Regions from separate parts of the Homo sapiens genome. Here all the other regions are linked to region 1. A link is a loop called in an ENCODE intact Hi-C map of the cell type or tissue named here. Cell type or tissue: B cell. All regions are shown on one strand.

Region 1 (8,000 bases):
CACACAGCTAAAAGTTTTACTTTAATCACAAATTCACAACTAGAGATATCATTTGCATATCTTAGAACGCTAAAGACCTGTTAAAATTTTTTAACCAATCAGCAAAAATATGTGCCCCACAGATTTCTAATGTTCATAATTTAGAATTTATCACATATAATATTTATTAATAGTTTATTTGCAAAATTATTATTCTTAAAACACTTCTTTCCAACACATTTACAATGTTCATGTGTTTTAAAGAAAAAAACCACCCTCATTTAAAAATGTACTACTGACTTTAATGTGTGGTTATACCAGTGCCACCAAATTAGAAAAGAAAAAGAAACATACAGCTGTATTGGATATGTAGTTACTACTACAAATAATGACAACACACGTCCTATACAAAGATCATATTCACGCTTTTCTACCACTTCTCAGTCATTGTCAGAACCATTTGGAGGTAAGAAAACCAATGCATCATTGAAAATATGCCCAAATGCCCTAAGGCGGTATACCCCATACATCATCACATGCATCTGATTTGGAGTCAGTCCATTAAAAGTAACAGCCATATCTGAACAACAGCCTTCTACTACCTGGTTGGGGTGATAAGTCATTGCCTCTTTAATAGAAAGCCCAACAGATTTGGTATTAAATACATCTTTTCCATCAGCATCTTCTGCATTTTCTGCAAATACTCCAGCATATTTCAGGCAAACTGCTAGCTGTTTATCTTCAGATATCTTCCAAATCATCCCTCCCTGTTCAGGACACTTTTCTGGGATATTGAGAAGGCTGTTAAGTCTTTTCATTGATTCTACACTTAAGACAATTCCTCCTTCCATACCCACATATTCAAGGTCTCCAGATTTTATAGTGTGGCCTAGATAGAAAGGCTGTGATGGATCCTTTTTTAACAAAAAATACTTTAGGTTTTCAATGATAGCAAACGTAGTGGGGCGTGCAAGGAAGAACCAGTTGTATTGGTCTCTATACTTATCAAAGGCGTATTTGTAAGCTTTTCTCATCATTAACCACATGTCATTTGTGTCCATATTAATTGACTCAAACACTTTAACATTTTCAGAACTGAAGAACTCTGCTTTGTCACAGTGTTTGGTCCAAGTCTCCTTTACTGCAGCCCAAAGACTCACATCTTTGGGTTTTACAAGGATAATACAGTATACTCGAAAGCTCTTACTGAGCTCCATGCGCTCATCCTCTGAAATTTTCAAGATATCTTCTTTGTTAGGAGCTTGTAGGTGATGATGCTCATGGTGGTGCATTCTATTTCCATGACCAATCCTAATGTGTCCTAGCATAGTGATCAAAGCACAGAAAATGCTTCCAAGCATCACACCCTTCAAAAAGGAGCTGCTTTCAGAAAGCATTTTTCCTATAAAGAAGAAAAAGACTCTTAAAATACTTAATAGAAAAAGATTAGTCTATAAATTTGATTTGGTATTCCTTATATACTTACATTTTGCTTTTAATGTTTTTTTTAAAAGGTTCCCAAGCTTGAAATCAAGTTAGTTGCATATAGTACAAAAGGCTCTCAAAATCTTTAGCTTCCAATGGAATCTGATTACTGTTTGGTATAAACTGGAACTTTGCAACAACTCCTCTATGGAGAAGTTTGTTTTGCACTTCATCTATGGGGATTTAATAAACCCTTGAAACCAGTGTTACAGAGGTTATCCATCCACCATTCTCTTTAAAGAATTTCACATCACAAGCTTGCATTATTTAAATACCTCTAAAAATATAGTGAACTTTTACACCAAAACCTTGGGTTGAACAGATAAAACCACCTATAAATGGCAAATCACCAATGGTATTGTGCTGACATTTCTGTTCTCAACATAGTGCTTTCTTTAACTGATGGCTGCTGTCCTTAAGTGTTTTGAGTAAATCTAAACCAAGTTTCTTGAGAATAACACCATATAGGTTAATATTTACCCTTTTGTTCCTAAAACTAAATGGTTTCCAATACAGTATCCCAACTATTGATGTAATAGAAGCCCATAATAAAAAGTTACATCTTTTGGATCAAAAAGGAATATTGATAGATATATCTGGGGCCCATTAATAAACATTTTCATTTCCTCAAAAGGAATTTTCTTCTTCTTTGGGGAAGTAAAAATGGAAAAATTTACACTTTTATTTCAATTAGAAATTAAGAGGCAGGTGCAGTGGCTCATGGCTGTTATCTCAGCACTTTGGGAGGCTGAGGTGGGTGGATCCCTTGAGTTCAGGAGTTCGAGACCAGCCTGGGCAACATGGTGAAACCTTGTCTCTACCCAAAATCCAAAAAATTAGCCAGACGTGGTGGTGGGTGCCTGTAATCCCAGCTACTCGGGAGGCTGAGGCACAAGAGTCTCTTGAACTTGGGAAGCGGAGGCTGTAGTGAGCTGTGATCTCACCACGGCACTCCAGCCAGGGCATCAGAGTGAGACTCTGTCTCAGAAAAAATAAATAAATAAAAGAAATTAAAAGCTGACATTAAATAAACTTGTTGAAAAAAATTGTATGTTAACCATTTATTCTAGTAAAGGCTGAATTTTCCAATCTTCCCTCCATCTTCAGAAAAAAGCAATCTATTGAGCTACTTAGACTTCCCAGTTTTCTCTTATGGTTGAAAGGAGCCTTAGAAAACTACCCAATGTCAGTCACTTCTCTCATTTTACAGAGAGGAAATGGAAGTCCACAGAGGTTAAATAACTGACTCAGTCACACAGTTAGACAGTGGTATAAGTGGACTAGAAACCACATTTCTCAATATCAGTTTAATGGTTTTTTTCCATTACAGAAGAATAATTGCCATAGTGCTTCTACCACATTAGAGTTTAATAAATGGGTTACTGAATATCCTTGTTTTCATACAAATGGGAAAAAAGTGGGATCTGTTGACCATAACTGATATTTTGCACCCAACAGCACCATATTGCTACAAGGAAACCACTCCTGTGGTTTTCTGCTAGAGGAAATGGAATTTTGACTTCTACCAGAAAGACAAGGTGTGGAATAGCTTGGCAGATGTAATTTCTGAGCGGTGGGTGGGGCAAGAGGCAGGAAGACTTTCCTGTGTCACTCACAGAACTTGGTCAATAAACACAGTTCCAAGAAGAGAAGTGACAGAAAACAAGCTCGGCATAATATTAGAATTGTCGGCTGTGTGCGGTGGCTCACGCCTGTAATCCCAGCACTTTGGGAGGCCGAGGCAGGTGGATCACCTGAGGTAGGGAGTTCAAGACCAGCCTGGCCAACATGGTGAGACCCTGTCTCGACTAAAAATACAAAAATTAGCCGGGCATGGTGGCATATGACTGTAATCCCAGCTACTCAGGAGGCTGAGGCAGGAGAATTGCTTGAACCCGGGAGGCGGAGGTTGCAGGCAGTGAGCCAAGATCGCACCACAGCACTCCGGCCTGGGCAACAAGAGCGAGACTCTGTTTCAAAAAAAAAAAAGAAAGAAAGAAAGAAAAAAGAAAAAGAATTGTCAGGTGCACTCTAAGATTAATTTATATAGGATTTTTGTATTTCATGTCACGCAGTTTTCATTATTTCTGGCCAATACATAATTCACATGTTTCTTTGCTCAATTATGGCATATGTGTCAGAATTCTTCCTGATGGTGATCCTACTCCTGGCTGCAAAAATAGTGATCAAAACTCAGTAAGTCTACACATTTTAAATAAAATAATTTGCAAAAATTATTCTAAGGAGATTTTTTCCCCATCACAGAGGCAAAAAATATAACACTAGGGATGCATATGATAGGATACTTTGTGCAGAAGGAAACAAAACTGCACACGAGCACAAATGAAACAGAAACTACCCCAATGGTTTTTAGATGAACCTTTTTGGGTGAAGGTAGTTGGGGTGAAGTACGGAAAACGAAGACGAAATAGGGAAGAGAAGTGAGAGGGAGGACATGGTAACCTCGATATCCCTCTGAGGGACCAAGAGAGCGCCCCCAGGAAGAAGACTCTCGGTCTCCTGTGCTGACAATCCTCCCGCTGCACCTGCCCAAGCATCCCGCGTGGAGCATGCTGGGAGAGGGCTGGGGCCCAGGCCTCCCCCAAGAGAGGGAGGGGAGTCAGGGTGCGCTTGGGGTGGGGGTCGAGGCCCCGCCACTCACCCGCGTCTAGAACGGCTTGGGGACAGGAAAGCGCAGCCGCGCACGGGTTTCCTCTCACGTTGGCGCACCACTCCGTTACGCTCCTGACCAGGCTGTTCTAGCTGCAGGCGGTGTTCTCTCGTTGGTCTCGCTAAAGGTGGGGAGCGCCAGGAAACGAGCGCCGCGAAGGCGGGGGTAGTGGGGCGGGGTAAAGGAGCCGGCGGCTGGGCGGAGCCGTCCGTTTGCCCGCCCGCGCAGGCGTCGGAAGGGCCGGCGCGCCCGCTGCGCGCACACTGCGTGCCCTTTCTCCCCGCCCCCTGCCGAGTTCAGAGACTTGCTATAGGCCTGCGTGACCCGGACGCTCTCCTTTACCCAACGGGCGTCCAGAGAAGAGGCCGTGCGTACGACTCGCTGACACCTCCCATTTCACCTTCCTGGCATGGAAATTGCGAGAGCGAGAGATTCTTGCTCCCGGTGTCGCTTTTTATCAGACCTCTTGATGGTTTCTCTGATGTACCCCTGCGTCCTTGAACCCTCATATTGCCCACCCCCCCAGTACTCCTGGGCTGAGACCAAAACGCAAGCCACTGAAATAGTCACGTAATTATGACACCAACGGTTTCCTATTATTACTGGAATGAGATCTGAAGCCCCACTGCCTGGAATCCAATCCTGTCTTCACCACACCTTTTGATATCCCAGGAAAGTTATTTCACCTCGCTGTGCCTCAGTTCCCTCATTTGTAAAGTACAGAAAATGTCACAGTAGTGCCTATTTCATAGAAAATTAGATGAGATAGTGCATATGACTCCCTTAGCAAAATTTCAAGCCTAGAGTAAGCATTTACTAAAAAGTACTGGCTGTTATTATTCACCCCAGTATTTCTAGTACTTAACCACAGTGCCAGCACGCAGTGGACAGTAAATATTAGTGGAATTAATGAATATTAGAACTACAGCTGAGGAACCAGGCCTAAAAAGGATAAGGAAATTTCAAAAGTCCACACAGCAAGTTAATGGCAGAGGTGGGACTGGAATCCAGGTCTCTTTTTTTTTTTTTTTTGAGACGGAGTTTCACTCTTGTTGCCCAGGCTGGAGTGCAATGGCACGATCTCGGCTCACTGCAACCTCTGCCTCCCGGGTTCAAGCGATTCTTCTACCTCAGCCTCCCTAGCAGCTGGGATTACAGACGCCCGCCACCACGCCCGGCTAATTTTTGTATTATTAGTAGAGACGGGGTTGGCCAGGCTGGTCTTGAATTCCTGACCTCAGGTGATCCACCCGCCTCGGCCTCCCAAAGTGCTGGGATTACAGGCTTGAGCCACTGCGCACGGCCCCCAGGTCTTCTAATTAAGAGTGCAGAGCTCTCTTTCCACGAAATATTTGATGTGTCTCTTTTTTTTTTTTTTTTTTTTGAGACCGAGTTTCGTTCTTTTTGCCCAGGCTGGAGTGCAATGGCGGGATCTCGGTTCACTGCAGCCTCTGCCTCCCGGGTTCAAGTGATTCTCCTGCCTCAGCCTCCCTAGTGGCTAGGATTACAGGTGTGCGCCACCACGTCTGGTTATTATTATTTTTTTTTTTAGTAGAGACGGGGTTTCGCCGTGTTGGCCAGGCTGGTCTCGAACTCCTGACCTCAGGTGTTCCACCCGCCTCGGCCTTCCACAGTGCTGGGATTACAGGTGTGAGCCACCGATCTGTCTTTTAAAATTCATTTTTGGCCAGGCGCAGTGGCTCACGCCTGTAATCCCAAAACTGTGGGAGGCCGAGGCAGGTGGATCACCTGAGGTCAGGAGATCAAGACCATCCTGGCTAACACGGTGAAACCCTGTCTCTACTAAAAATACAAAAAATTAGCCGGGCGCGGTGGCATGCGCCTGTAGTCCCAGCTACTCGGGAGGCTGAGGCAGGAGAATGCCGTGAACCCGGGAGGCGGAGCTTGCAGTGAGCCGAGATAGCGCCACTGCAGTCTGGCCTGGGCGAAAGAGCGAGACTCCGAGGCGGGCGGATCACGAGGTCAGGAGATCGAGACCATCCTGGCTAACACAGTGAAACCCCGTCTCTACTAAAAATACAAAAAATTAGCCGGGCGAGGTGGCGGGCGCCTGTAGTCCCAGCTACTCGGGAGGCTGAGGCAGGAGAATGGCGTGAACCCCGGGGCAGAGCCTGCAGTGAGCCCAGATAGCGCCACTGCACTCCAGCCTGGGCGACAGAACGAGACTCCATCTCAAAAAAAAAAAATAAAATAAAATAAAATAAAATAAAATAAAATAAAATAAAAATTAGTCGGGCGTGGTGGCTCATGCTTGTAATCCCAGCTACTCGGGAGGCTGAGGCAGAAGAATTGCTTGAACCTGGGAGGTGGAGGTTGCAGTGAGCCGAGATCGTGCCACTGCACTCCAGCCTGGGAGAGTGAGCAAGACTCCATCTCAAAAAAAAAAAAAAAATTCATTTTTGTGGCAGAAGGCTTTTTGCTAAAAAGCCCAAATTTTTACAATTATTTAAAGTGTATTGTTACTAGGTTCCATTAAGATAAAATTGAGTGGTGACTTACTCGGGCCTGAGTTCCTAAAGACACACATGTATTTGAGTGTTGTCAGTGACCTAGTTTAAGTAGACTGAAGGTTTCAGGGAACTCTGAAACAATGAACAAATATATTGTAGGTAGTTACTATCCTGGCAACACTATCTTAAAATCTGGAGATACAGTGGTGAGCAAAATAAGTACCCTGACTTCATGGAGCTGTCAGTCAAGTGGGGAAGAAAGACATTAAACAATTTATTACAAATAATTATAATGGTGGTATGTTTTCTAAAGGAATACCAAAATGAATTTTATTTCTGACAGTGGGCCCGCTGGAAAAGAAAAAATGAATTTTAGAACTGGAAAAGAATTTAAGACCGTGGAATATTTTCATTATATTTTGTTAAGTAATATAGTCTATTTCACATATTATATAAAATATATATGTATGTATGTATATATACCTATATAGTTAAGTGAAACAAATTGCAGAATACTGCATATTATATGATTATGTTTTGGTGGAAACAAACGTGCACATAGGTTTGATCTGTTCGTATGAACAAAGAGAGTTATGGAAGAATACTCAGCAAGCTCTTAATATTGATTACATCAGGAGGTTGAGGTGGGGATGATTAGCTTTGTCTTTATACATCCTTGTATTGCATTGTTTCACTGGTTATAAACAAGCACCTATTTTGAATTTGAAGACCAGCAAATAAAAGGACCTTAAAATTACAGGGACAAAAAGAAAAAAAAGAAAAGATACCAATAAAAATATCTTTTAAAGAATGCAGAGAACCACTCTGTCCTCGCAAAAAGGGACCAGGAAGGACAGAAATGACACTCAGAATTCAGACTGTGATGAAGAGGCAATATAAAATGTTTCTCCTAGAAAATAAGGGCACCTATTTGAGATGATGAATATGTTCATTAGCTTGATTGTGGTAATCATTTCACAGTGTATACATATAGCAAATCATCACATTGTGCACTTTAATTGTATACATTTATTTGTCAAACATACCTCAATAAAGCTGGAAAAAAATAAAATGATTCTTCTTTTAGTATAGAAAAGTACTGTATACCAAACTGGAAGTATTAATAATATAAGAGCAGCGCTTCTTATAGTGGTTGGTAATTTTAAAAAATATTATTTAAAAAATGACACAAGAGACCAGGCATGGTGGCTCACACCTGTAATCCCAGCACTTTGGGAGGCCGAGGCAGGCGGATCACCTGAGGTCAGGAGATCGAGACCATCCTGGCTAACACGGTGAAACCCCGTCTCTACTAAAAATACAAAAAATTAGCCAGGCGTGGTGGCGCACGCCTGTAATCCCAGCTACTTGGAAGGCTGAGGCAGGAGAATCGC
Region 2 (8,000 bases), 130 kb before region 1:
AGATGTATACCATTTATTGAACTTGAGGTGCAGGGTACTCACCTCAATACTATCTCAGCACCTGCAGACATAGTATTTTCTAAATTAAAAATAGTATGGTTTACAGATATGAGATAATTGAAGGTATGAACAATTTCAAATTTCTTAGCCATAAAATGCAAATTTTTCTCTTTTATAAAGACAAGTTTTCACTATGTTGCTCAGGCTGGTCTCAAACTCCTGGGCTCAGGTGATCAGCCCTCCTGGGCCTCCCAAAGTTTTGGGATTACAGGCATGAGCCACCTCACCCAGCCTAAAATGCAAGTTTAAAAATGATTGCGGACCATTTTATTTTAAAGTTTAAAACTATCAAAATCAGCCGAGCATGGTAGCTTATACCTGTAATCCCAGCACTTTAGGAGGTGGAGACAGGCGGATCACTTGAGGCCAGGAGTTTGAGACCAGCCTAGCTAATATGGTGAAACCCTGTCTTTATTAAAAATACAAAAATTAGCCAGGTGTGGTGGCGTGCGCCTGTAATCCCAGCTACTCGGAAGGCTGAGGAAGGAGAACTGCTCAAACAGGAGAGGCGGAGGTTGTTGTGAGCGGAGATCGCACCACTGCACTTTAGTCTGGGTGACAGAGCAAGACTCTGTTTCCAAAAAATACAATAAAATAAAAATAACAAAATCATATTGAAACAATACCTTCTTCACAAAAATACCAGTGATCCATTATAAGACAGGACTAAGAAACTGATTAGACTATGTGAACATGTACCAATAATAATTACTCCGGCTATTTGAAAATTTTCAGATAATCAATATAAATAACATTTTGCTTTAATATACACAGATGAATGTTATCTTTGTTTTTTAAATAAAGCATTTTACTTTTGACAACGGTTTTTGCACACTAATATAATAAAATCAATTTTTGGTACAAAATAAATATTTCAGAAAAGTTATATAGTTGGTTTCAGAGCTCTCCACTCAAAAGTGCATCAACTTGGACAAGAAGTTATGTGGTCACCTTAACTATAGCATACTTACCATATTAGCTTTTGCAGCAGACAGCCTGGATTTTAATCCCAGTTCTAACACTTAGTAGTTTTGTGACTTTAAGCTATTCAATCACTCTCATACTAAGTTTCCTCATCTTTGGTGTTTTTTTTTTTTTTTTTTTTTTTGAGACGGAGTCTCGCTCTGTTGCCCAGGCTGGAGTGCAGTGGTGTGATCTCAGCTCACTGCAACCTCTACCTCCTGGGTTCAAGCAATTATCCTGCCTCAGCCTCCCAAATAGCTGGAATTACAGGTGTGTGCCACCACACCCAGCTAATTTTTTTTTTTTTTTTGTATTTTTAGTAGACACGGGGTTTCACCATGTTGGCCAGGCTGGTTTTGAACTCCTAACCTCCAGTGATCTGCCTGTCTCGGCCTCCCAAAGCGCTAGGATTGAAGGAGTGAGCCACTGCACCCGGTCATAATTTTTGTATTTTTAGTAGAGACGGGGTTTCACCATGCTGGCCAGGCTGGTTTCCAACTCCTGACCTCAGGCGATTGGCCTGCCTTGGCCTCAAGTTTCCTCATCTTTAAAATGGTGATGATAATAATATAAATTCTCTCAGTGGTTTGTTGCAAGGATGAAATGAAATAATGTTTATAAGTCACTTGGTACAGTGCCTTGGAATGTTGCGCTCCCAGTAAACATGAACTATTATCATTGCTGTTGTTATTATGATTAAGAGGCTATATTCATGATTATTGTTAGATTTTCCTTACCATTAACTTGGCGTCCTAACAGCACATTAGTTGCCTGGCCTTGTCTTTATCTAGCAAAGGGATCCAGTGATCAGGAAGATTTGCCAAATTAAATGGTGGCATAGACCAGCATTGGCTTGTCTTGTCTTTTTTATTTTTTTCTTCTTTTTTTTTTTTTTGAGACAGAGTCTTGCTCTGTCACCCAGGCTGGAGTGCAGTGGCACAATCTCAGCTCACTGCAACCTCCGCCTCCCAGGTTCAAGCAATTCTCCTGCCTCAGCCTCCTGAGTAGCTGGGATTACAGGTGTGCACCACCACACTTGGCTAATTTTTGTCTTTTTAGTAGAGACGGGGTTTTGCCATGTTGGCCAGACTTAGACCAGCATTTTCAAAATTATTTTTTCTCAGAATCCTGCAAGAATACTACAACATTGCAAGGATACTGCATTATTACAGAATCCTGCAAGGTGCTCTGTCAGCAAAAGATTCTGTTGTCAACTGGTGTTGGGAAACTGTAGACATGTGTTGTAAATTCATAATACGTATTTAGCACTATAAAATCTCTCCAAAGTCCTGCAATAAACACTTTTATTTTGCTTACCCCTCAGTTTCCAAATTTATTTGATAATGTAGCCTCTCCTCCCCTCTCTCTTTTGTATGCGTGTGATGCCTTCAACATAATAGAGAGTATTCTACAAAACATTTTGCAAAATATCGATCTAATATAACATTTTCATTTTAAAAATGAGAGGATCAACTGAGAGAAAGACTTTCCCAAGGCCACACAGTAATAGTGGATATGTAGACCTAGATGCCAGGGCTCCAAATCCTTGTGCTTTTTCTTTTAGGGAAGTCTCTTTGTATGTAATAATCTTTGTGCATGGATACATTAATGTGGGCTTTATATTGATAAGTAGGTGTGTGATACCTTCGACATTTCAAGGACAAGGACATTTTATAACAGCCAGAGGGTTTTTTTTTTTTTTTTTTTTTTTTTTGAGTGGAGTCTGGCTCTGTCACCCAGGCCGGAGTGCAGTGGCGTGATCTCGGCTCACTGCAACCTCCGCCTCCCGGGTTCAAGCGATTCTCCTGCCTCAGTCTCCTGATTAGCTGGGATTACAGGCATGCACTACCACGCCCGGCTAATTTTTGTATTTTTAGTAGAGGTGGGGTTTCACCATGTTGCCCAGGCTGGTCTCGAACTGCTAACCTCAGGTGATCCCCCACCTCGGTCTCCCAAAGTGCTGGGATTACAGGCGTGAGCCACCGCGCCCGGCCGGGTTTTTTTTTAAATTGTGAAACCTACAGTTTTAACAACCTCCACGCTCTCCGGGACTGAAGGTTTCCGCTCATAGCCAGCAGGCAGGGACCACAGACCGCAGTAATGGAAAATGGTCTCTTGAACTGACACCGGATGAATGCCAGAGGGCGCTCTTTCCTAAGCGGTACCAATTTAGAGTCCCTAAGCAGGAAGGCACAAAACCAACAAGTTTCAAGGAGACGGAGGAAGAGAGAAAACACTGTCTCTGGAGGAAGTATAATAATGTTTAAGATATAAAGCCATGGACGAGAAGTTAGAAAAGAAAGGGAGACAGAATAGCACTATATCAATATATAAAACAATTTCGTAATCAACAAAACTAAGATTATAAGCCAGGCGCCGTGGCTCAGGTCCGTAATCCCAGCACTTTAGGAGGCCGAGGCGGGCAGATCGCTTGAAGCTAGGATTTCTAGATCAGCCTGGGCAACATAGCAAAACACCATCTCTACCGAAAATACAAAAATTAGCCAGGCGTGGTGGCGCACGCCTGTAATTCCAGCTACTTGGGAGGTTGAGGTAGGAGAATCGCTTGAACCCAGAAGACAGAGGTTGCAGTAAGCCGAGATCACGCCACTGCACTCCAGCCTGGGCGACAGAGCAAGACTGTCACAAAAACAAACAAGCAAAAGACGAAGATTATAAACAAAAACATGTAAATGCAAAAAAAGTTTTTAATGCATAGGAATGATAAAAAGCCAACATGCAATTATATATATAATTGCATATTATAAATAATTATAATTAAATAATTATGTAATTAATTTATATTATAATTATATAATATATGCACACATACATATAACCTGTACAAATCTATGAAACCACCAAGTCTCCAACAGCCAAAATGTCAACTTCGTATTTAGAGGAAATAATATAGAAATAATTGCTAAGGACCCCATCTCTAAAAAATAAGAGAACAGAAATTCCTGATACTTATTGAGCACATATTATGTATTTGGTAACTTATGTCCACTTTTAACACTTAAGCTTAAGCTTATGAGGTAGTTATTATTAGAATATCGTCCTCATTTTTCTGGTTTTTTTTCAACAGGGTCTTTGTCGCCCAGACAATCTCGAACTCCTGAGCTCAAGCAATCCTCTTGCCTCAGCCTCCTGAGTAGCTAGGACTAGAGGCATGTGCCGCTATGCCTGGCTAATTTAAAAAGGGAAATTTTAGAGGTGGGGGTCTTGCTATGTTGCCCAGCCTGGTCTGGAACCCCTGGCCTCAAGTAATCTTCCCATCTAAGCCTCCCAAAGTGCTGGGATTATAGGTGTGAGCCACCGTGACCAGCCTTGTCCTCATTTCACACATGAGGAAACTGAAGCTTAAAGGCATATGTAACTTGTCCAAGTTCACAGTGCTAAGTGAAAGAGACAGCTGAGACTTCAAGGTCTTCTTCCAGAGGACCCAACTACTCCCTGCTTCTTTCCCATGGCTTATAAAGCCCTGTGTGGCCTGGTTTCCACTTACCTCTCCAGCCTTCCTCATCACTCAGCTCTCTGAAAAGACCATGTTCCCTGCCTAGGACCCACTTCCCTCCATCTTTGCCTGACTCAATGTTACCCGTCCTACTGGCTCAGCTTAGACATCACTTCCTTCAGGAAGTCTTCTCTGTTCTCCAAGCCTGGATTAGGTGACCTTTCTTTGTGGGTGTTCGGCTCCCCATCATCTCACCACACTGTATGGCAACTGTCCACTTCCTGATCTGTGTCCTCTGTTAGACTGGGAATTTGGGGAGAGCAGAGAGTAGATTTGGCTTGCTCCCCACTGCATTTCCCAATCCTGGCACAATGCCTGCCACGTAGTAAGTTCTCTATACACAGAGACTCCTCTGCTTAAAACATTTCTTAGAGAACCACATGTGAAGAGCAAATGTCATCAACTCTGCCACCAGCAGATGGTTATTGGCTGCCATTTTGGTCTCTGGCATTGGTGGTTCATCAGGCATGTTTGCTGTGATTTTGCTTATGTTTGAGTAGTTTAATGAACGTTATTAACATATTATATATCTGATACATATAAAGAGTGTTGAAAGTCCCAGTAAGAAGTGACATAGGGTTACAATATAAATGAAATTAGAGCCGGGTGCAAAGGCTCAGGCCTGTAATCCCAGCAGGTTGGGAAGCCGAGGTGGGAGGATTGCTTAAACCCAGGAGTTTGAGACCAGCCTGAGCAACATAATGAGACCCCATCTCTACGAAACATTTTTTTTAAAATTAGCCGGGCATGGGCCGGGCGGTGGCTCACGGCTATAATCCCAGCACTTTGGGAGGCCGAGGTGGGTGGATCACGAGGTCAGGAGTTCGAGACCAGCCTGGCCAACATAATGAAACCACATCTCCACTAAAAATACAAAAATTAGCCGGTCATGGTGGCACATGCCTGTAGTCCCAGCTACTCGGGAGGCTGAGGCAGGAGAATCGCTTGAAACCAGGAGGTGGAGGTTGCAGTGAGCCGAGATCGTGCCACTACACTCCAGCCTGGGAGACAGAGAGAGACTCTGTCTCAAAAAAAAAAAAAAAAAAATTAGCTGGGCATGATGGCATACGCCTGTTGTCCCAGCTACTTGAGAGGCTGAGGTGGGAGGATCACTTGAGCCCAAGAGGTTGAGGCTGCAGTGAGTCATGTTTACGACACTGCACTCCAGCCTGGGTGACAAAGTGACCCTGTCTCTCAGGAAAAAAAAAAAAAAAAAGGAAAAAAGAAATAAATGAAATTAGAAATAAATAAATATGAAAATTAGCAGGATTGTACAAAATACATATGAACAGTTAAGAGTAGTAAACGTTCTAATGGACAAACACTAAATCATGCAGCGTGTGAAGAAAGCTGCATCAACGAAGGTCAAAAACATCTATAAGAACCATATATTTTGACTGGGGAAATGCGTGTCTTAGGCTAATTTCCAGAGCACTTATTTTTGGCTGGTCAAGGTGGAGTTAGAGGTCTCTGTCCACTTTCCAAAAGTATTTTTTTAATCCTGTATGACACAGGATGGCCCTGAGTTTCTCCAAAATCTATTATTGTGACATCTTGAATTTAAAGATGTTATGGCAAAGAGCTAAAATAATCAATGTTTATGAAGGAGGGTCACATCTAAAAAATAAAACAAAAAACAACACAGAAAATTCCTCCTATTGTGTATCCCCTTACCCCATTTCTATAGGATTTTAGAAGGTATTATCTAGATTTTGCAATGTATTACCATCTCCTGAATGCCTATTACAGGTCAGGCACTTTTATTTTATTTTATTTTATTTATTTAGTTTTGAGACGAAGTTTCTCTCTGTCACCCAAGCTGCAGTGCAGTGGCATGATCTTGGCTCACTGCAACCTCCGCCTTTGGGTTCAAACCATTCTCTTGCCTCAGCCTCCCGAGTAGCTGAGATTACAGGCAAGCGCCACCATGTCCAGCTAATTTTTGTATTTTTAGTAGAGACAGGGTTTCGCCATGTTGGCCAGGCTGGTCTCGAACTCCTGGCCTCAGGTGATCCACCGCCTCGGCCTCTCAAAGTGCTGGAATTACAGGTGTGAGCCACCGTGCCTGACCTAGGTCAGGCACTTCTAAATATTTTTTTCATTTCATTCATCCATCCCTGTGAGACAGATACTATCTCATTCTACAAATTGGGAAACTAGGGCCCTGAAAAGTTAAGTAACTTTCCCAAAGTCACACAACTAGGAAGTGTTTATGTTGGAATTGGAAGGATCCAATATGCTCCTTACAGTCCACCAGCCTTCCTCTGTTATCTAATTTCATTCTCACAACAATCACGTGAATGAAGTTAAGAAAATTATTCCCCCACTTCTCAGATGAAAACAGTGAAACCCAGGAATGTTCACGGTGTCACTATGTAGTGAGTAGAGATAGACATGAACTCACTTCTTGTGTCCCTAGGTCCAGTGCTCTCTCCAGGTCACCATATCTTTATTTCTTCATTGGTTGGTTAAAGGCTAGTGGTTGGAGCTTTTCCAGGGATTAGTCCTTCTTAGTGGCTGTGGAGTATGTGCCTGAGGTAGGGAGGGACTGGCCTGCTCTGTTGTTGGGATAAGGGAAGGAACAGCAGATACCCCACTAGAAGAAATGTTAGAAGATGTCCTTCATGATAACAGATGAAAATCTGGATCTACACAAACGAATGAAGAGCACTGGATATGGTAACTACATGGGTAAAATGCACAAGATTTTTTTTCTTATAATTTAAATCTTTATATTTGGCTTAAAACAAAAATAATAACATTGTATTGTGCAGTTTATAACATGTAGAAAAAATGCATGGCAACAATAGTGGTATGGTTTGAATGTGCTTCATTCAAAATTCATGGTGAAACTTAATCTCCACTGTGGTGGTATTAAGAGGTGGCGTTTTTGGGGAAATGATTAAGTCATGAGGGCTTTGGCCTCATGAATGGATTAATGCCATATAAAAGGTCTGGGATGGGAGAGGTGGCTCACACCTGTAATCCCAGCACTTTGGGAGGCTAAGGCGGGTGGATCACTTGACTCCAGGAATTCAAGACCAGCCTGGCCAACATGGTGAAACCCCGTCTCTATAAAAAATACAAAAATTAGCCAGGTGTGGTGGTGTGCACCTGTGGTCCCAGTTACTCAGGAAGCTGCAGCAGGAGGAACGCTGGAGCCTGGGAGGTTGAGGTTGCAGTGAGCCGTGATAGTGCCACTGCACTCTAGCCTTGGTGACAGAGTGAGACTCTGCTTCCAAAACAAACAAACAAAAAGAAGGTGGACTGTAACAGGTTAAAGATGTATTACTATAAAACCTAAAGCAACCACTAAAATAACAAAACAGAGAGTTATATTTAATAAGCCAACAAAGGCAATAAAATAGAATCATTAAAATGCTCAATTCATACTAATTTATTACTTTTTCCTTTTTTTCTTTTTCCTTTTTATGTGGAGGTTTTCTGGAAAACCAGAAAA
Region 3 (8,000 bases), 96 kb after region 1:
CCGTTGCATTTGCTTTTGGGTTCTTGGTCATAAACTCTTTGCCTAAGCCAACATCTAGAAGAGTTTTACTGACGTTACCTTCTAGAATTTTTATGGTTTCAGGTCTTAGATCTAAGTCTTTGATTCATCTTGAGTTGATTGTTGTATAAGGTGAGAGATGAGGATCCAGTTTCATTCTTCTACATGTGTCTTGCCAGTTTTCCCAGCACCATTTATTGAATAGGGTGTCCTTTCCCCAATTTATGTCTTTGTATGCTTTGCCGCAGATCAGTTGGCTGTAAGTATTTGACTTTATTTCTGTATTCTCTATTCTGTTCCATTGGTCTACATGTCTGTTTTTATACCTGTACCATGCTGGTTTGGTAATTACTGCCTTGTAGTATAGCTTGAAGTTACGTAATGTGATGGCTCCAGATTTGTTCTTTTTGCTTAGTGTTGCTTTGGCTATGCAGGCTCTTTTTTGGTTTCATATGAATTTTAGGGTTGTTTTTACTAGCTCTGTGAAGAATGATGATGGTACTTTGATGGGAATTGCATTGAATTTGTAGATTACTCTTGGCAATATGGTGATTTTTCACAATATTGATTCTTCCCATCCATGAGCATGGGATGTGTTTCCATTTGTTTGTGTTAATCAATGATTTGTTTCAGCAGTGTTTTGTAGTTTTCCTTGTAGAGATCTTTCACCTCTTTGGCTAGGTATATTCCTAAGTTGTTGTTGTTGTTGTTGTTGTTTTTTGCAGCTGCTGTAAAAGGGGTTGACTTGATTCTCAGTTTGGTCGCTCTTGGTGTATAGCATATAGCAGGGTAAATTTATTTTGTAAAGGAAACTTTACCGAATTCATTTATCAGATCTAGGAGCTTTTTGGATGAGTCTTTAGGGTTTTCTAGGTATATGATTGTATCACTGGCAAACAGTGACAGTTTGACTTCCTTTTTACTGATTTGGATGCCCTTTATTTCTTTCTCTTGTCTAATTGCTCTGGCTAGGACTTCCAGTACTATTTTGAACAGAAGTGGTGAAAGTAGGCATCCTTGTCTTGATCCAGTTCTCAGGAATGGAACAATGCTTTCAACTTTTCCCAATTCAGTATAATGTTGGCTGTGGGTTTGTCATAGGTGGCTTTTATTACATTGAGGTATGTCCCCTATATGCTGATTTTGCTGAGGGTTTTAATCGTAAAGGGATGCTGGATTTTGTCAAATGCTTTTTCTGCTTCTGTTGAAATGATCATATGATTTTTGTTTTTAACTTTATGTGATGTATCACATTTATTGACTTGCATATATTAAACAATCTCACCATCCCTGATATGAAACCCACTTGATCATGCTGTATTCTCTTTTTGATATGCTATTAGATTCAATTACAGCTAGTATTTTTTGAGGATTTTTGCATCTATGTTCACCAGGGATATTGGTCTGTAGTTTTCTTTTTTTGTTATGTCCTTTCCTGGTTTTGGTATTAGGGTGACACTGGCTTCATAGAATGATTTAGGGAGGATTTCCTCTTTCTCTATCTTTTGGAATAGTGTCAATAGGATTGGTACCAATTCTTTTAATGTCTGATGGAATTCAGCTGTGAATCCATGTGGTCCGTGACTTTTTTTTGTTGGTAGCTTTTTAGTTATTTCAATCTCGCTGCTTGTTATTGGCCTGTTCACAGTTTCTATTTCTTCCTGGCTTAATCTGGGAGGATTGTACATTTCCAGGAATTTATCCCTTTCTTCTGGTTTTCTAGTTTATGCCCATAAAGGTGTTCATAGTAGCCTTGAATGATATTCGTATTTACACCAATCTGAATAGAATTTCTTAAGGCATTTCTGGCTGACTACACCAGATTTTACTATGTAGGCACAACATGCAACATAGTATGTGTACGTATATACATATACACTCACATAGAATCTTATAACTTTCATTTTGGAATTTTAGCCATGAGATAATAATAAAAACTCATCAGTTTATAAATGGTAATTAGATCCAAATTATACTTCTTACAACGTGGGACCTGTTCATAAGGCTAAATAAACTTTATTTGCCCTAATAGGTAATCTAATGAAGGCTGTGGACCAAAATTTTGAGTAAAGCGTCCTGATTTTTTTTAATCCCGTTTGCCTTTTGTCCCCCCCCCCTTTTTTTTCAGTTTCAAATGAATATAAGGTTAAAATTTTAATGTGTACATTCTAGCTAGAACTGGCTAAACTGTATAAGGAAACCCAAATATCCAAGTAGCCTTAAATTTTTATTAACAAATCTATCTTTCGTTTGTTGGTTTGGTTTGTGTGACAAGTTAATGTGGGCAGGGAAGCGTCCTTTTTTTTCTGGCTTTTTTTTCCAGTTTTTTTTTCTGGCTTTTTTTTTGGCCCCTGCATGGCAGACAAAGCAATTTTTATGTTGGACAAAGATAGCTTATATTATAATTGCTCTGAGCTTAAGATTTTGTCCTATTTGAGTAGAGAGGCTTTTATACACATTTATCTAGTTCTATTTCTTATAGAATATTAATTCTTCAATTAACTGTTCCATCACCCTAAGCTATTGCTATTTAGGTAAACCTAAATTTATGTTAAAAGGGATGTCTCTTAGGTCTAGGTTGTTGGTTGCCATAGAGATGTTGTAATTTGTAAAGCTGTTAATTTGAAAGCCTTTTAAGACCTTTTATTTCTTGGCTGGAACGCCACAAGTCGTGAGTTTATCTCAATACCAGTAGAAAAGTCAGCAGATTCAAAATAGGCAGAAAAACAGTAGAGAGATAGAGAACTTAGAAGGCTCTCTGTATTAACTCTATAGTTGGTTTCAGGTTTTTTTTTATAAGCTCAGACAGTTTATATAATGGCCATTGAGCTCTGAACTTTTCTTGATGTAGTTTGCCCATTATTTTAAACATGTGCACTAGGCCGGGCGCGGTGGCTCATGCCTATAATCCTAGCAGTTTGGGAGGCCGAGGCAGGTGAATCACTTGAGGTCAGGAGTTTGAAACCAACCTGGCCAACATGGTGAAACCCCCATGTCTACTAAAAATACAAAAAATCAGCTGGGCATGGTGGCAGGCGCCTGTAATCCCAGCTACTTGGGAGGCTGAGGCAGGAGAATCGCTTGAACCTGGGAAGTGGAGGTTGCAGTGAGCCGAGATTGTGCCACTGCACTCCAGCCTGGGCGACAGAGTGAGACTCCATCTCAAAACAAAAACAAAAACAAACAAACAAACAAACAAACCATATGCGCTAGAATCTCTAATATACTTGGCTGGAATCCCAGAAAACCTGGCATGCCTTAATGTTTAAGAATCTCATTCCATTTCTTATTAATCTCTTGAAAGCAAAGAAAATCTTATAAATCCTATTAGAGACTGTCAGGAGTTTGGACTAATGTTTTAGATGGTGGTGATCGCCCTAGTGGCTGTTAAATACTTTTAGTTTTACTAGTTTTTTTTTTTTTTTTTTTTGGAGAGATGGGGGCCTCTTGGTTTATTGCCCAGTCTGGTCTCAAACTCATGGCTTTAAGTGATCCTCCTGTTTTGGCCTCTCGAACTGCTGGGATTACAGGCATGAGCCACCATGCCCAGCCACCCTAGTGGCCTTTGACCAGCCTCCTTGTGCCCACCATTTACAATTTTTTATTTTTGCTCTCAGAAGATTTTTAGAAACAAGCAAGGGAAAACAGAGAAATCATTTATAGAGATGCAAAACCAAACCAAAATGAAATCAAAATTAGAGTGCTCATAAGAATTTTAAATGAAGCATGGAGATCAAATAAAATATTAAATTGGGTGTGTAGAAAGAACCAAAAGTAAATTCACCAGAAAAAGACATGTCTCACAGACAGGGTGTAACTTCTATAGAAACTAGAGTACTCAAACCAGAAGGACATTGTCTTTATACCAGAAAGACAAAAAGTCTTTTATCATCCTAGGAGGAATGTAAGGTCTCTTTTTAAGGTGGCCTTATTACCAAGTCCTGAATAAAGTCAAAATCATCTACAAAAAGAGAGAGGCTTGGCCTGACAGAAGACTCATCAGGGCAGAAAAACTAGGCTGCAGAAGCAGAGAGCTCAAAGGGCTCAAGTGAGTGCTGTACACCAGTTCCAATAATCACCAATTCCTTCGGATAGAGATCTTTTTCAGGTCCCACTTCTGCACACCATTTATGTCAACCTAAATAACAAACAGAGAGAGGCCCTCCAAAAGAAAATGATATGTATTCAGGAATAGAGCATTGCAATGTTAATATGTGTCCTAGTAAACTATGTGCGTTTTTGGGGAGGTAGATGAAGACAAAGTTTTTAAAAGAAAAATGAGGATTACTTAATTGTTTGGAGATACTTATCCTTGGCTACAAGGATCAGTAACAAGGGTGGCATCACTCCAAGGCTGGACAGGCAGCTGATGGGCAGATATCCTTGCAGAAGTATTTTTGTGTGTGTGAGGTTGTGATGGCCTTTGTGCAAGGTTGTGGTTTTTGCAGTCTTTTCTGAAAGTTCTTGTTATCTGTCATTTATGCATGAGAATCCTCCCTTCATGGTCTTCCCTGGCTCTATTTGTCATTTTTTTTTTCCACAGTGACTCCATTTTGATTCTGAGAACTTTCACAGGAGTTCCCTACTCCATCATTTTCATAGATGTCACCTGGAATTTTTTCCTTCTTTTTCATGACCTTGACAGTTTTGGGGAGTACTGGTTAGGTATTTTTTAGAAAGTTCCTCCACTGATATTCGTATTATGTTTTTCTCATAATTATGCTGGGGCTGTGGGATTTGGGAGGAACTCCACAGAAGTAAAGGGCTATTTTGACCACATTATATGACTGGTATGTACGATCAACATGACTTATCACTGTTAAGAAAAGGGGAAGTAGAATGTAGTGGTTTAGGGGTTTGGGCTCTCAAGTGAAACACATCTGAATTCAAACCCTAACTCCTCCACTTGCTTGGAGCTTTTCTGAACTTTGGAGCTTTTCTGAGCTTCAGTTTTCTCATGTGTAAAACAGATGTAATAATAGCAGCTACCTCATAGGGTTACTGTGGAGAAGCACATGAGAAGATTCATGTGAAGTGATTAACTTGATGTCTGGCACATAGTAAGTACTCAATATAGGTGAACTAGTAGAATAAGAGGATGCGTGTTTATGTGGGTAGGTGGATATATACAAGAAAAATTTATCAATTAGTATTAGGAGGACCTGAAATGATTTTTATTATTTAAAGCCATAATTTTATTGAAAGATTTGATGGGAAACCCAGAGTTCCATGGGGAGATATTAGATAATATGGGAAATTTTGTACAATGGGGCATTACTCTGGAGGACAGGCATAGATGGTTACTGTAGTTTTAGTTCCTAGGTAGCTAGGGGATAGTATAAGGAATTCCTGACATTATATTATATTTGTGGTCAGGGAGGGACCCTAGAAGAAAAGAAAGGGGTGACAACTATGTAGTAGTTAAAAGCACTACTATTGAAATCATACAAACCAGGGATCAAATCCTAGCTTTCCATTCATAGGCTTTGTGCCCTTGGGTAAAGTGACTTAACTTCTCTCAGCTCTCAGTTTCCTCATCTGTAAAATGGAGACAATAAATTGAGTAGTAAATGAAATAATCCATGTAAATGACCCAAAGCATTTGGTGTCCCATAGTGCTCAGTCGATATTAGCTGCTCTTTACTACCTTACAATCGTGACTTAGTCTGGGGACACCCAATAGAAGTCATAGGTCTTCAGATCAGAGAGGATTTTGTGCGAAGAACTGGCTTTAGGAAGCTTCGCCTTTCAAGATGGAGGATGTTTTGAGCTCCTTCTCTTTCTAGTCACAGTTTCTGGCTCAGGCCTGCTGCAAGCTGCCCTAGGGGCAGGGTGCTTTTATGATATTTGTGATGGCTAAAAATCGTTTTCTTAAAAAAAATACTTTTGATGTACAATAAGAAAGAAAATGGAAACCACATGGAAAATTTAGCCCATTCCAATACGTTCTTAGTCTCCCATTCTACATATTGCTAGGGCCTCTTCTGCAGATGATGGCTGAGAATATCCTCTGTAGAGCAATAAATCACAGAATCATTAAATGCATCCTTGCAGCTGCACCAGGGCTAGTTAGAGGCCTATTCAAGAAAAGGGCTTATGTGGAGGGGATTTTTCCTCCTTCTTTTAAAAAGCCACCTGTACCATTTTTGTCTTGGTTTTTAAGTGGATGATTTAAGATATCATTTTCTTCCTCTACTTCTATTTATGATGTACAAATAGTCCTTTGTTAATAGGGAAAGAAAAACACCACAAACTCAAATGCCAAACCTAATTAAGGCTCCTTAGAGAAAGTGTGCCTCTTTAACTTTCCAACTTCCTTTCTGAGTTAGTAATTTAGGGACTGGACAAGACACAGGTGGAAGGAATTGTTTCATCAACAGCTGGTGCAAAATCCCTCATATTCCTGGAAGTGCACCAGTTCAGGGTACAGAAATATCTGAGAGAACTAGGGCTAGTCTGGAAAGAGCATGTATTGTAATCTAAATGTTTTTCCTGTTGATTGGCAAACTCTCAAAAGTTCTTTGAGGCTAGGAGAGATAGCTTTGAGGAAAATATTGGAACCAGATCATGTAATCCAGATGTTGAAAACAAGGCCTTGAGAAAGAAAAAAAAGTCATTTTATTATAAATGAAGCCTTGAGGGGAAAATTCAATTTCTTTATAAACTAGACCTTGAGCAGGAAAAATCCTTTTATTGTAATCATATCAATTCTAGTTAGATTCACATAATGAGGCTAACTGTGCAATTTGGTGAAGATGATGATCAGCCACGTAGAATGATTTAAAGAGTTCCAGAAGCACTTTCTCTCTACAATAAAGTCATCCCTACTCAGAGGTCATAGTGCCCGATATCCCTTCATCAGTGTTTCTTAACCCTTTTTTGGTCAAGGACTTGCTTTAGAATCTGGTGAAAGCTACTGACTTTTTCCTCCAGGAAAATGACTGAACATGTGGATATACACACATCAGCATACGTTTTGATGAAGTTCACAGACTCCTGTGAACAGCCCTGGGGAGTTTTTGAACAGTCAGCATTTCTCATAGTTGTTTTTTTTTTTTTTTTTTTTTTTTTTTTTTTTTTAGATGGAGTCTTTCTTTGTCCCCTAGGCTGGAGTGCAGTGGCACGATCTTGGCTCACTGCAACCTCTGCCTCCTGGGTTCAATCAATTTTCCTGTCTCAGCCTCCTGAGTAGCTGGGATTACAGGCACCATGCCTGGCTAATTTTTGTGTCTTTAGTAGAGACAGGGTCTCACCATGTTGGCCAGGCTGGTCTCGAACTCTCAACCTCAGGTGATCCACCTGCCTCAGCCTCCCAAAGTGCTGGGATTACAGGCATGAGCCACTGCACCCGGCCTCATAGTTCATTTTCAAGAGCCACATAATGGGCATCCTGGGCTGGGCATGGTGGCTCATGCCTGTAATCCCAACACTTTGGGAGGCCAAGGTTGGAGGATCGCTTGAGGCCAGGAGTTTGAGACCAGCCTGGGCAACATAGAAGACCCCATCTCAACAAGATACACAAAGAAATTAGTCGAGTGTGGTAGTGCACACCTGTAGTCCCAGCTACTTGGGAGGCTGAGGCAGGAAGATCACTTGAACCCAGAAGTTTGAGGCTGCAGTGAACCATGATTGTGCCACTGCACTCCAGCCTGGGTGGAAGAGCACGACTCTGTCTCTCTGTCTCGGGGAAAAAAAGGGCACCCTGCTGACACAGACCATCCTTGAGGTAAACTAAAATGAATCTCCATCATATTTTTCATTTCACCATCACATTAAAGTATTATTTGAAATAATGTACTTAATAATGATTTTATATTAAGGAAAGAGATGATATTTAGGGGCAATAATTCACCAAGGTATATAGGTTTACCTTGGTGACACACAGCTTGATCACAGATCAGCTTCCATGTTGAGTTGATTTCTTTCCTTCCTATTTCTATTAAATTTTAAAAAGTCAAGCTTTAAAAACACTTTAAAATGCT

What was found. Peaks named below come from ENCODE experiments on the same cell type or tissue, not always from the same donor. Only the 100,000 strongest peaks of a DNase experiment are listed, where the experiment ranks them.
Region 2: a loop joins it to region 1, with 2.5 times the contacts of the local background. A loop is called at or near these places in 6 of 110 quality-filtered maps.
Region 3: it touches region 1 in a loop (2.2-fold over the local background); 3 of 110 quality-filtered maps call a loop at or near these places.

What each region holds. Positions count from the first base shown.
Region 1 is chrX:120,625,791-120,633,790 of GRCh38, forward strand. C1GALT1C1 (C1GALT1 specific chaperone 1) reads right to left here and starts at 4,264. Exons shown (of 2, transcript NM_001011551.3): 1 at 4,127-4,264; 2 at 1-1,381. The coding sequence starts at 1,376. The coding sequence ends at 420. RefSeq lists an enhancer at 3,645-4,572 and a silencer at 4,232-4,501. In B cell, no CTCF peak of the experiment used is centred here; a DNase peak (open chromatin) is centred at 4,341; H3K4me3 peaks cover 1,520 bases; H3K27ac peaks cover 2,516 bases.
Region 2 is chrX:120,495,062-120,503,061 of GRCh38, forward strand. It overlaps the pseudogene RNU7-68P. Among named protein-coding and RNA genes, the nearest start is that of LAMP2, 30 kb to the left of the region's middle. In B cell, a CTCF peak has its summit at 3,158; a DNase peak (open chromatin) is centred at 3,170.
Region 3 is chrX:120,721,639-120,729,638 of GRCh38, forward strand. No RefSeq gene overlaps it. Among named protein-coding and RNA genes, the nearest start is that of C1GALT1C1, 96 kb to the left of the region's middle. In B cell, no CTCF peak of the experiment used is centred here; a DNase peak (open chromatin) is centred at 4,863; H3K27ac peaks cover 859 bases.